2 separate regions of the Homo sapiens genome follow, and region 2 is linked to region 1. A link is a contact called in ENCODE Hi-C or POLR2A ChIA-PET data. All regions are on one chromosome and are shown on one strand. Each heading gives the region's core, a stretch centred on a gene start or an enhancer-like site at or near the end of the contact. The rest is flanking DNA. Distances are from core to core; before and after follow the strand shown. Region 1 overlaps RNGTT (RNA guanylyltransferase and 5'-phosphatase). Region 2 overlaps RNGTT (RNA guanylyltransferase and 5'-phosphatase).

Region 1 (5,351 bases), core at 875-3,374:
GCAGCTTATACTATAGCATGAACTTGCTGCAGAGCCATCTTTTGTTCTGATTTCAACTTAAAAATGGTAGCCTAACAGGTTCCTTGGTCAATGAGTTGGAGTACTGCTTCAAAATCCACAGTGATTGTTAATCTTTGTAACGTCCTTTTTAGTATCCACTGATAGTGCAAGTAGAGTAACTTGTCTCTGACACCTTGGAGAAGCTATCCTGATAGGCTTCCAACCATTGGACCCCTAGAAATCTTACTTAGGCAATGGGCTCTTAATTTTTGTGGGTTTTATGTCTTCTGTCTTACATGTGTCTTAGCAAGATGTCTAAAGAACTTTATACTTCCTCTTTATCACTCTTAATAAGTACAAAATCATCAGCATTGTTGATCAGTGATTTGTTCTGTGTAGTGTCAGAGTGACCACTGTCTCTGAAAAAAATTAGAAAGACGATAACAAGTGAGAGACAGAAATTGGAGTCCTTACACATGGATGTTGAGATTGTAAGTTGGTGCAGCCAGTGTGGCAAACAGTTACATAGTTCCTCAAAATGTTTAAGATAGACTTACCATGTGACTCAGCAATTCCACTCTCAAGTATATACCCAAGAGAAATGAAAACATATGCCCACACAAAACTTGTACGTAAATCTTCTTATCAGCATTATTCATAATAGCCAAAGGGTGGAAACAACCCCAAATATTTATCAACTGACACATGGATAAATACGCAAACAAAATAACTCTTCCACCAGGCACAGTGCCTCACTCCTGTAGTCCCAGCACTTTGAGATGTCTGAGGTGGGCATAGTGCTTGAGTCCAGGAGTTTGAGACCAGCCTGGGCAACCTGGTGAAACCCCATTTCTAACAAGAAATACAAAAAAAAAAAAAAAAAAAAAAAAAAGCTGGCCATGATGGCACATGCCTGTAGTCCCAGCTACTTGGAGGCTAAGGTGGGAGGAACACCTGAGCCTGGGGAGGTTGGGGCTACAGTGAGCTGTGGTGGGGCCACTGCACTCCAGCCTGAGTGACAGAGTGAGACCCTTCCTTAAAAAAAAGGAAAAAGAAAATACCTTTCATTTAGACGACTGTAGTGGATCCTCTTAAGCAAAGAGACTCTGGATATTATGCCAGCTGGATTTCAATTCAAGCTCTGCCACTCTTTACTCAGGTTCTCTCTCTGTTGCTTGTGTTTCTGTAACTTCATTATGTGGATAATAGTGCCTACCTCGTGTGGGACTTTAATGACATAATACATGTAAGTCCTTTAAACTACTGCATGTTACATAATAAATACTAAATATATATTTACTATTTTTTAAAAAGACCACTGTCTCTGTAGATTCTACTGTGGCAGAGAGCAGAAAAGCAGTATGCTGTGGCTGCAAGATATACTATTGGTCATTCTAGGCAAAGGCAGATGTCTTCTGATAGTACCACAGATTGGTACAGAGAAAAAAGTATTTGCCAACTTGTATATAAGATTTTAGAGGCTACATTGATTGGTTTCGTTAAAGACAGCACATCTGAAATGGCAGCTGCACTTGGTTTAACATGATTAAATTTATGATAATCAAAAATCATTCTAAATCTCTGATGGTGGTACTAATTTTTGTATTTCCCTTGGAGATATGTTACTGCTTTTGGTTTATTTCCCTGGTAGGGAAGGCTGGTTGAAGGGGCTTTTATTTGGCCTTTCCTAGCATAATGACCCTTATTCCGTGGGTCAGACAGCCAATGTGGAAATTCGTTTTCCAAGTATTTCTCTTCCAGTTATACATCCAGTAACTGGAAAATAACCGCAGGTTGTATTTGTGGACATACCGTCACACTTAGATTTAAACTTGAGCCAGTAATCCATTTATCACCTGATTACCCTAAGCTCTCCATTTAACTTACGGACTGCAGTGGCATTTTGGGTTCCTGGCAATTCGTGTCTGTTTAAAGTAAGTGTCTGGTAATCCCCTAGTGGTCTGGGTGTTCTTTCTTTTGGATTATAATTTTTTTATTAGATTTTTCTTTTGAAAGAAAGAACATCCGTACCACTAGGGGGTTACCAGACACTTACTTTAAACAGACACGACCACTAGGGGATTACCCATCGGGGATTACCAGAACAATCACTTTAGCAAATGCTGCTCATCCTTTGAAAAACTGTTGGAAGATTTACAGCAAGGGTCAGCACTTTTTTTCTATGAAAGGCCAGATAGTCAATATTTTAGGGTTTGTTGCCTATGTATCTCAACTACTCAAGTCTACCATTGTGGTGCTAAATCAAAGCTAGACAATATGTGTATGAGTGAGCATGACTGTGTCACAGTGAAACTTTATTTACAAAAACAGGTGTGAGGCCAGATGTGGCCTGTAGACTATAGTTTGCCAACTGTGGATTTACAGTACTGTACATGGTTGTAGTAGTATTGCAATACCTTCTTTAAGGGGATCTGGCCTCCCACTTGTATTGGGAGGCTTAGGTATTTTTGTTGTTGTTTGTTTGTTTTGAGATAGAGACTTACTCTGTTGCCCAGGCTGGAGTGCAGTGGTGCAATCTCAGCTCACTGTACCGTCCACCTCCCGGGTTCAAGCGATTCTCCTGCTTCAGCCTCCAGAGTAGCTGGGATTACAGGTGCCTGCCACCATGCTGGGCTGATTTTTTATAATTTTAATAGGGGTGGGGTTTCACAGTGTTGGCCAGGCTGGTCGCAAACTCCTGACCTCAAGTGATCCACGTGCCTCGGCCTCCCAAAGTGCTGGGATTACAGGTGTGAGCCAACATGCCTGGCCAGAAGGTTCTGGTTTGTTAACCAGGTAAGGTCTGCACATTTAAAACTGAGAAATGCTAGCTTCCTAGCAAGCAGAATGGAATATATAGAATTGACTGCATGGTCTCCTTTACTTCCTATCGGAAAAGTCTTTTTACTCTGCTGACTAGAGTGTATGTGTGTGTGTGTGTGTGTGTGTGTGTGTGTGTGTATTTCTTTTGCTTCAATTCATTAAAAAAAAAAATAGAATGAGCTGGGTTTGGAAGCTGAGGCAGGAGGATTGCTTGAGCCCTAGGAGTTTGAATCCAGCCTGTGCAATACAGCAAGATCTCATCTCTGGGAAAAAAAAAAAAAAATCGTTTTCTCATGCTTATTTGAATTAGTGTTACTCTTTTTGAGAAGGAAATTGTGGTGGTAAAATATTTTTCTGAATGTTGAAGAACTGTTCTTATATAAGGAAGGATTAAGTATGGGGGAAAAAGTCTTACTACTTTGCTGAGCAGCATTTTTCTGTTTTCTACCCTCTGCCTCTTTCACAAAATGAAATGTTTAATTCTTTCATTTATATTTTATTTAAAAATTATTTTAAAGAAATAGACATAAAACACTAATGTAATCACTATTATTATAGTATGCTTAATGACTAAGCTATTTGGTATGTAGCTGGTTGTATTTTTTTATGTATAATATAGCTATTTTTATTATTTAGCAAATGACCCATAGTAACTGCTTTCTTATTTGAAAATATTCTCATCACCCAAACATATTTTAAGACAAATGCTTCGTTGGCTTTCAGTCTTTGAATGGTTACTACTGTTAACATTCTTGATTATGTTTTACTTCCAGTGTGCCTAGGAGAGGCAAGGAGGAGCTGTGACTGAACTCTTTTCAGTTCCTTTGCCTGGTTATCTCTTGGGTATTAGTAACTCTTGTTTCCTCTGTTATTTCATCCTTCCTGCATTCAGCAGAAAATCTTTCCCAGGCCGCTTACCAAAAACCAACATCATAATCAAAGTGTCTACAAGTAACTAGTAGGAGAAAAGGAGCATGTGGCTTTAAAACATCTACTTATGACCTCACTGGAGTCAAATTACTTATTTTTACTTGTTAATTTACTAAATAGAAGTATATATCACCTTTGTTTTATAATTTGATTCTTTGGAATTTAATTTTCATATTCATTTTAACACTATTCTTTACATTAGTACCTTTCGCTTATGTGATTTTTCTCAATTAATATATATTTTCATTAATTGCAATTTCTCTAAGTTACCTTTTATGTTATAAAAAGCTTGTTACCTGGTGGATATTATATAGATTAAATATTAGTTAAATTCCTACTTTGAATCACATTGAAGTTGGTGGGGGGGAAAATGAAGTAACTTAGGAACATAGGATTTGAATGCAGACCCTCATGAGAGATGAGATGGGAAGAACTGCAAACAAATCTTGAACTCCTTTTTTATTAGGTTTGTTTTTTGCTGTAATTATGGTTGTGAAACGCCAAACTACTTTAGAAGTGTTGTAGGATTGAGCAAATGGGTACTGATGTTGGGAGTCAGGGTTCTCAGTGAGGAAGGAGAAAGATACAAATATGAAATGGAGGAAGGCAGTGAAGAACTCTGTGAGATGGATTAGAATTTTTAAAATATTTGAATATATATGTTCACATGTATGTGCATGTATATGAATACATATACATGATTGTGTTTGTGTATGTAATATGTGATACACATAAACTCATTTCCTAGCTCTGTCCACTGACAGGACCTATAAGCAGAGGCACCCTGGTAATAATAAGCATATCCAGCACGAAGATTTTGGTGTCTAACACCATTCCTCACCAAAAAGAACCAGAGATCTTCAGAGAAATGTCTTATTCTAGAGCCGGGTAGGGAGGATGCAGGATAGGCATAGAATACCTTCTTATGCCAGAAAGTAAGAAAGTACATCCCCAACCCAACAAAAACAATGTATGTCGAAAGGATGCAGGAGCCAACTTGAAGGTGCTCCCACTGGCCAGATCTGGGATATAGTGTGGACACCAGAAGGACAGTAATGAATTATGAACTTTGCTAAAAATAGGAATCTATGAGTCCATACTGCCATACTGGTAATAAATGAGCAGAAGAGATGGTTTAGCTTTTAGCAGAATGCTGATTGGTAAATGTTCTGAGTCCTGGATTTGGAAAATTATTTTGCCACCACCATAGTAAAGATCAGCTCTAGTGAGAATAATCAATGGAGTTAATGGGTGAAGCACACCAACATGGCACATGTATACATATGTAACAAACCTGCACATTGTGCACATGTACCCCAGAACTTAAAGTATAATAAAAAAATAAATAAATAAAATACAGCAAAAATAAATAAAAAAGAATAATCAATGGATGCTAAGTCTGGGAGGGAAATTTTTATAAGATATTTTCATGGTTGTAAATGTCTTTCTGTGGATTGCTTATAACTTGCAAGGGCAAAATAATAGACTAGAGAGTTGAGAAATTGGACAACCCCTTACTAGCTTATCAGAGTTAACATCAGCAGTGAGGATAAAATGAACATTATGTACTAGTTCAGTACTATACCTAGCATTCTGAC
Region 2 (5,351 bases), core at 840-3,339, 99 kb after region 1:
CCCTCAGCCAGATTGAACAAGGCTCCTTCGTCCTTGTCTGGGGTCTTTTGCTCTGAACCACCTTGCTTTTCTTTCAGCTGAGGGCACTTATCTTTCCAATGTCCTGTCTCTTTACAATAGGCGCACTGGTTACGTTGCAAGCGTGGACGGTCAGACTGGGTATTTTTCCTGGAGCCCCCATTCCCTTGTCCTTTCAGGGGGACCCCTCTAATAGCTGCAGCTAGTAGGTCAGCATTTCACCGGGTTGGCATTCACCTTCTTTGCGGCTCTCTCTGCGGCTTGCTGCATCTGTATTTACAAACACTTGGTTGGCTATTTCCAGTAATTGGCGACGTATTCATACCTGCAAACCCAGCCCGTTTCTTCAGCTTTCTCCTAATATCCTCTGCGCTTTGACTAACTAAGGCCATGTTAATCATGCGCTGATTTTCAGGGCTGTCTGGGTCAAAGGGAGTGTACATGCGATAGGCCTCACACAGTCTCTCATAAAATTGCACTGGACTTTCTTGCTTTCCTTGGATAACCTCGGAGACCTTGTTTACGTTTGTGGCCTTTTGGGCTCCTCTCCTCAACCCTTCTAAGAGTGCTTCCCTATACCGCATTAGCCTTTGCATACCCTCTGTCTCGTTTGGATCCTATTAAGGGTCAGTTCCTGGTAGCTGGATCCTCACATACTCTTGGGGGTTCTGATAATCAGCTGGAACATGCTCTTCCAGCCACTTAGTTGCTACCTCGAGCACTCTCCTCCCTCATCCGTGTTAAAGAGGTACATGAGCAACTGGTGGCAATCAGCCCAAGTGGGGTTATGAGTTTGGATAATAGTTTGGAGCAAGTCAATCAGAGCTTGCAGCTTTTCTGTATAGGATGGGATGTTATTTTTCCAGTTGAGGAGATCGGCAGAGGTAAAAGGTTGGTACACAAAGGCACCCCTACCATATGCCCCTCCTCATTTACCCCAGTATACCGTTGCTCTCTTAGGGGCATTTGTGTCCCAGTTTTAGGTTGCAAGCAAGCTGCCAAGGGAGGGGTTTCTCCCAAGCTTCATATCCTCTTTTGTCTATTTTAGGTGGCCTTGGGGTGTGCACACCTTGCAGAGGCTCAGGGGCTGTGGGCTTCGATGTGGGGAGCCTCTCTTCTTGGTAAGGAGGGGCACCATTGGTGCCATTTCTGCCATGCATCCTCTGATGTGGGGTCGGACAGAACCGTAGGAGCTGACTTCCCTCGGCGGGTGGAGCAAGACTTTTCCTTGGCTATCTGTCCCTTTGCTACTAGTACTGCTGCAGCCTGTCCTCTTAGCCACTGTGAGGGGTCTAAAACTAGCTGCAACCAAGTATCTATGTATGGTAACTGGTCTGGGTGTCCTGATTTATCAGTTACTTTGTGCCATACCTTTGAAACTAGGGACCTGTCTAGGCTTCCTTCTGATGGCCATCTCACCTCTAATGCTGGATAGTCTATCTCACATAAAGCCTTAAGCTTTCCAGGTGTCATAGCAATTCCATAGTCCCCATTGAATCCTTTCTTGAAATTCTTTAACATAGTTCCTAACAGGGTAGGCTTACTTTGTATTTTACACATTTTCCTCTCTCAGGAGACAAAACAACACTCTTACCACAAAGGGGGAAGGGAAAAAGGGGCAAAAGGTCACTCACTCACCAAGCAATTCACACTAAAATCAAAGTATGGATAAGGAATTACTCATTCATCAAGCAATTTGAGCCAAGTCAGAGCCGAAATCATAGCCAGAACAGTTCAAATCCAAAAGTCAATAGTGAAATCTAAACCAAAACAGTTCAAATCTAGTCAAAATGAAAACCAAAACCAAAGTGCCAAGAAAGCCATGCTGTGGGTGATCAGCCCACACTTCCACTCAGATGGAGTGGGCCAGTTCCAAGGCCAGTCTTACCATGTTCCAGATGTCCAGACTCCAATCGCCGATTCCTTCCCGGTGTTCAACCGCTGTGTTAATTCTCCACGGGGGTCTGCCGCACACTGCTGTGGCAAGGCATTTGACCAGGGCAATTGCCTACGCGAGAGTGCTCCCAGGATCTGCTTTGCTTAAGCTCGCCGGAGTCCTCCCCAGGGATGCTCCACAGGGCAGGCCTAAGCCGCCTAAGAGGCTGCCTCAACTGTCCACTAATCACCTCGCTTCCAGGTCAGGGAACCAAGAAATGTAGCAGGAATGGTTGCAGACAAAACCTCTCGGACACTGGTTTTATGAAGGAAGAGGCTTTAATCAGCTGGGAGCATTGGTAGACTCGCATCTCATGATCTGAGCTCCCCAAAGTAAAGATTCCTGTCCCTTTTAAGGGCTTACAACTCTGAGGGGTCCATGTGAAAGGGTCATGATACATTGTGCAAGTGGGGGCTACGTGACTGAGAGCTACATGCATCAGTGATGGGGGCTAGCAGAACAGAACAGAAAGTTTCAGAAGTCTTCCTCATACAATGTCTGGAATCCACAAGCGGTTAGGTCAGGAGTTGATGTTTAACTACCAGGCACGGTTCTTGGCACCAAGCCATCTGGCTATTGATCTCACTTCTTCTTTTAACCTTTTGCTTTCTCATGAAATAGGAGACAATGGGAGAGGTGGTCTACTTCCTTAAAGGTGTGTTTCCTCTATGCCGATTTTGCCTAGGGTTGTAATCACAAGGAATGCTAGATTTTGTCAAATGCTTTTTCTGGATCCATTGATATGGTTTTTGTTTTTAATTCTGTTTATGTGGTGTATCACATTTATTAACTTGCATATGTTAAACCAACCCTGCATCTCTGGTATGAAAGCCACTTGAAAGTGATGTATTACCTTTTAAATATGCTGTTGGATTCAGTTACACAGTATTTTGTTGAGGATTTTTTGCATCTGTGTTCATCAGAGATATTGGTCTATAGTTTTCTTTTTTGTTATGTCCTTCCCTGGTTTTAATATTAGGGCAATAATGGTTTCAGGGAATGATTTAGGGAGGATTCCCTCTTTATCTTTTGGAATAGTTTCAGTAGGATTGGTACCAACTCTTTGAATATGTGATAGAATTTAGCTGTGAATCCATCTGGTCCTGGACTTTTTTTGTTGGCAATTTTTTTTATTACTATATCAATCTCACTACTTGTTATTGGTCTGTTCAGAGTTTCTGTTTCTTCCTGGTTTAATCTAGGAGGGTTGTATATTTCCAGGAATTTATCCCTCTCCTCTAGGTTTTCTAGTTTGTGTGCCTGAAGTTATTCATAGTAGCATTGAATGATTTTTTTGTATTTCTGTGGTATCAGTTGTAGTATCTCCCATTTCATTTCTACTTGAGCTTGTTTGATTCTTCTCTCTTTCTTCTTTTTTGGTTAATCTCACTAACGGTCTGTCAATTTTTTTTAACCTTTTCAAGGAACCAGCATTTCGTTTTATTTATCTTTTGTATTGCTTTTTGTTTGTTTCAATTTCGTTTAGTTCTGCTCTGATCTTTGTTATTTCTTTTCTGCAGGGTTTGGGTTTGGTTTGTTGTTGTTTCTCTAGTTTCTTGGGGTGCGAGTTTAGATTGTCTGTTTGTGCTCTTTCAGACTTTTTGATGTAGGCGTTTAATGCTATGAACTTTCCTCTTAGTACCGCTTTTGCTGTATCCCAGAGGTTTTGATAGGTTGTGTCACTATCATCATTCAATTCAAAGAACTTTTTAATTTCCATCTTGATTTCATTGTTGACCCAAAGATCATTCAGGAGTAGATAATTTAATTTCTATGTATTTGTATGGTTTGGAGGGTTCCTTTTGGAGTTAATTTTCAATTTTATTCCACTGTGGTCTGAGAAAGTACTTGATATAATTTCAGTTATCTTAAATTTATTGAGACTTGTTTTGTGACCTATCTTATGGTCTGTCTTGGAGAATGTTACATGTGCTGATGAAAAGAATGTATATTCTGCAGTTGTTGGGTAGAATGTTGTGTAAATATCTGTTAAGTCCATTTGTTCTAGGGTATAGTTTAAGTCCATTGTTTCTTTGTTGACTTTCTGTCTTGATGACCTGTCCAGTGCTGTCAATGGAGTATTGAAGTCCCCCACTATTATGGTGTTGCCATCTATCTCGTTTCTTAGGTCTAGTAGTAATTGTTGTATAAATTTGGGAGCTCCAGTGCTAGGTGCATGTATTTAGGATTGTGATATTTTCCTGTTGGAGACTAATCCTTTTATCATTGTATAATGTCTCTCCTTTTCTTTCTTTTTTTTTACCATTGTTGCTTTAAAGTCTGTTTTGTCTAATATAAGAATAGCCACTCCTGCTCACTTTTGGTGTTCATTTGCATGGAATATCTTTTTTCACCTCTTTACCTGGAGTTTATTTGAGTCCTTATGTGTTAGTTGAGTCTCTTGAAGACAACAGATAGGATACTTGGTTGGTGGATTTTTATCCATTCTGCTATTCTGTATCTTTTAAGTGGAGCATTTTGGCCATTTACATTCAATGTTAGTACTGAGATGTGAGGTACTGTTCTATTCATCATGCTAGTTGTTGCCTGAATACCTTGGGCTTTTGTTTTGTTTTCATTGTGTTGTTTTATAGGCCCTGTGAGATTTATGCTTTAAGGAGGTTCTATTTTGGTGCATTTCGAGGTTTTAAGATTTAGAACTTTTTTAGCATTTCTTGTAGTGCTGGCTTAGTAGTGGCAAATTATCTCAGCATTTGTTTGTCTAAAACAGACTATCTCGCCTTCATTTATGAAGCTTAATTTTGCTGGATACAAACTTTTTTCCTGACAGTTATTTTGTTTCAGGAGAGTAAAGATAGGACCCCAATGCCTGCTGGTTTGTAAGGTTTCTGCTGAGAAATGAGCTGTTAATCTGATAGGTTTTCCTTTATAGGTTACCTGATGCTTTTGTCTCATAGCTGTTAAGATTATTTCCTTTATCTTGACTTTAGATAACCTGATGACTATGTGCCTAGGCAATCATCTTTTTGTGATGAACTTCCCGGGTGTTCTTTGAGCGTCCTGTATTTGGATGTCTAGATCTCTAGCAAGACCAGGGAAGTTTTTATTGACTATTCCCTCAAATAAGTTTTCTAAATTTCTAGATTTCTCTTCTTCCTCAGGAACACCAGTTATTCTTATGTTTGGTCATTTTAACATAATCCCAAATTTCTTGGAGGCTTTGTTCATTTTTTTTTTTTAATTCTTTTTCTCTTTGTCTTTGTCTGATTGGGTTAATTCAAAAGCCTGTCTTCAAGCTCTGAAATTCTTTCTTCTACTTGTTCTAGTCTATTGTTGAAACTTTCCAGTGTATTTTGCATTTCTCTAAGTGTGTCTTTTACTTCCAGAAGTTGTAATTGTCCTTTCTTTGTGGTACCTATTTCTGTGGAGACTTTTT

Evidence for each region. A loop is a pair of places that touch in the nucleus more often than their neighbours do. ChIA-PET counts read pairs that join two places held with the same protein, here RNA polymerase II (POLR2A). Pooled maps may share reads with other maps.
Region 2: a map with no recorded cell type shows a loop between it and region 1 (4-fold over the local background). The contact joins two enhancer-like sites. A Hi-C loop is called at or near these places in 1 of 168 maps with a recorded cell type or tissue (GM12878), 23 of 37 single-sample maps with no recorded cell type and 6 of 50 pooled maps. POLR2A ChIA-PET finds 5 or more read pairs at or near these places in 2 of 52 experiments (GM12878 and Panc1).

Annotation. Positions count from the first base shown.
Region 1 is chr6:88,758,629-88,763,979 of GRCh38, reverse strand. All of the region lies in intron 13 of RNGTT (RNA guanylyltransferase and 5'-phosphatase), which reads left to right. Among named protein-coding and RNA genes, the nearest start is that of RNGTT, 200 kb to the left of the region's middle. Within about 2 kb of position 2,124, at least 3 of the 41 ENCODE cell types and tissues checked have a DNase peak (open chromatin) inside an H3K27ac peak, as active enhancers do; they include GM12878, where a contact is called at or near this core.
Region 2 is chr6:88,659,414-88,664,764 of GRCh38, reverse strand. All of the region lies in intron 14 of RNGTT (RNA guanylyltransferase and 5'-phosphatase), which reads left to right. Among named protein-coding and RNA genes, the nearest start is that of RNGTT, 300 kb to the left of the region's middle. Within about 2 kb of position 2,089, at least 2 of the 41 ENCODE cell types and tissues checked have a DNase peak (open chromatin) inside an H3K27ac peak, as active enhancers do; they include GM12878, where a contact is called at or near this core.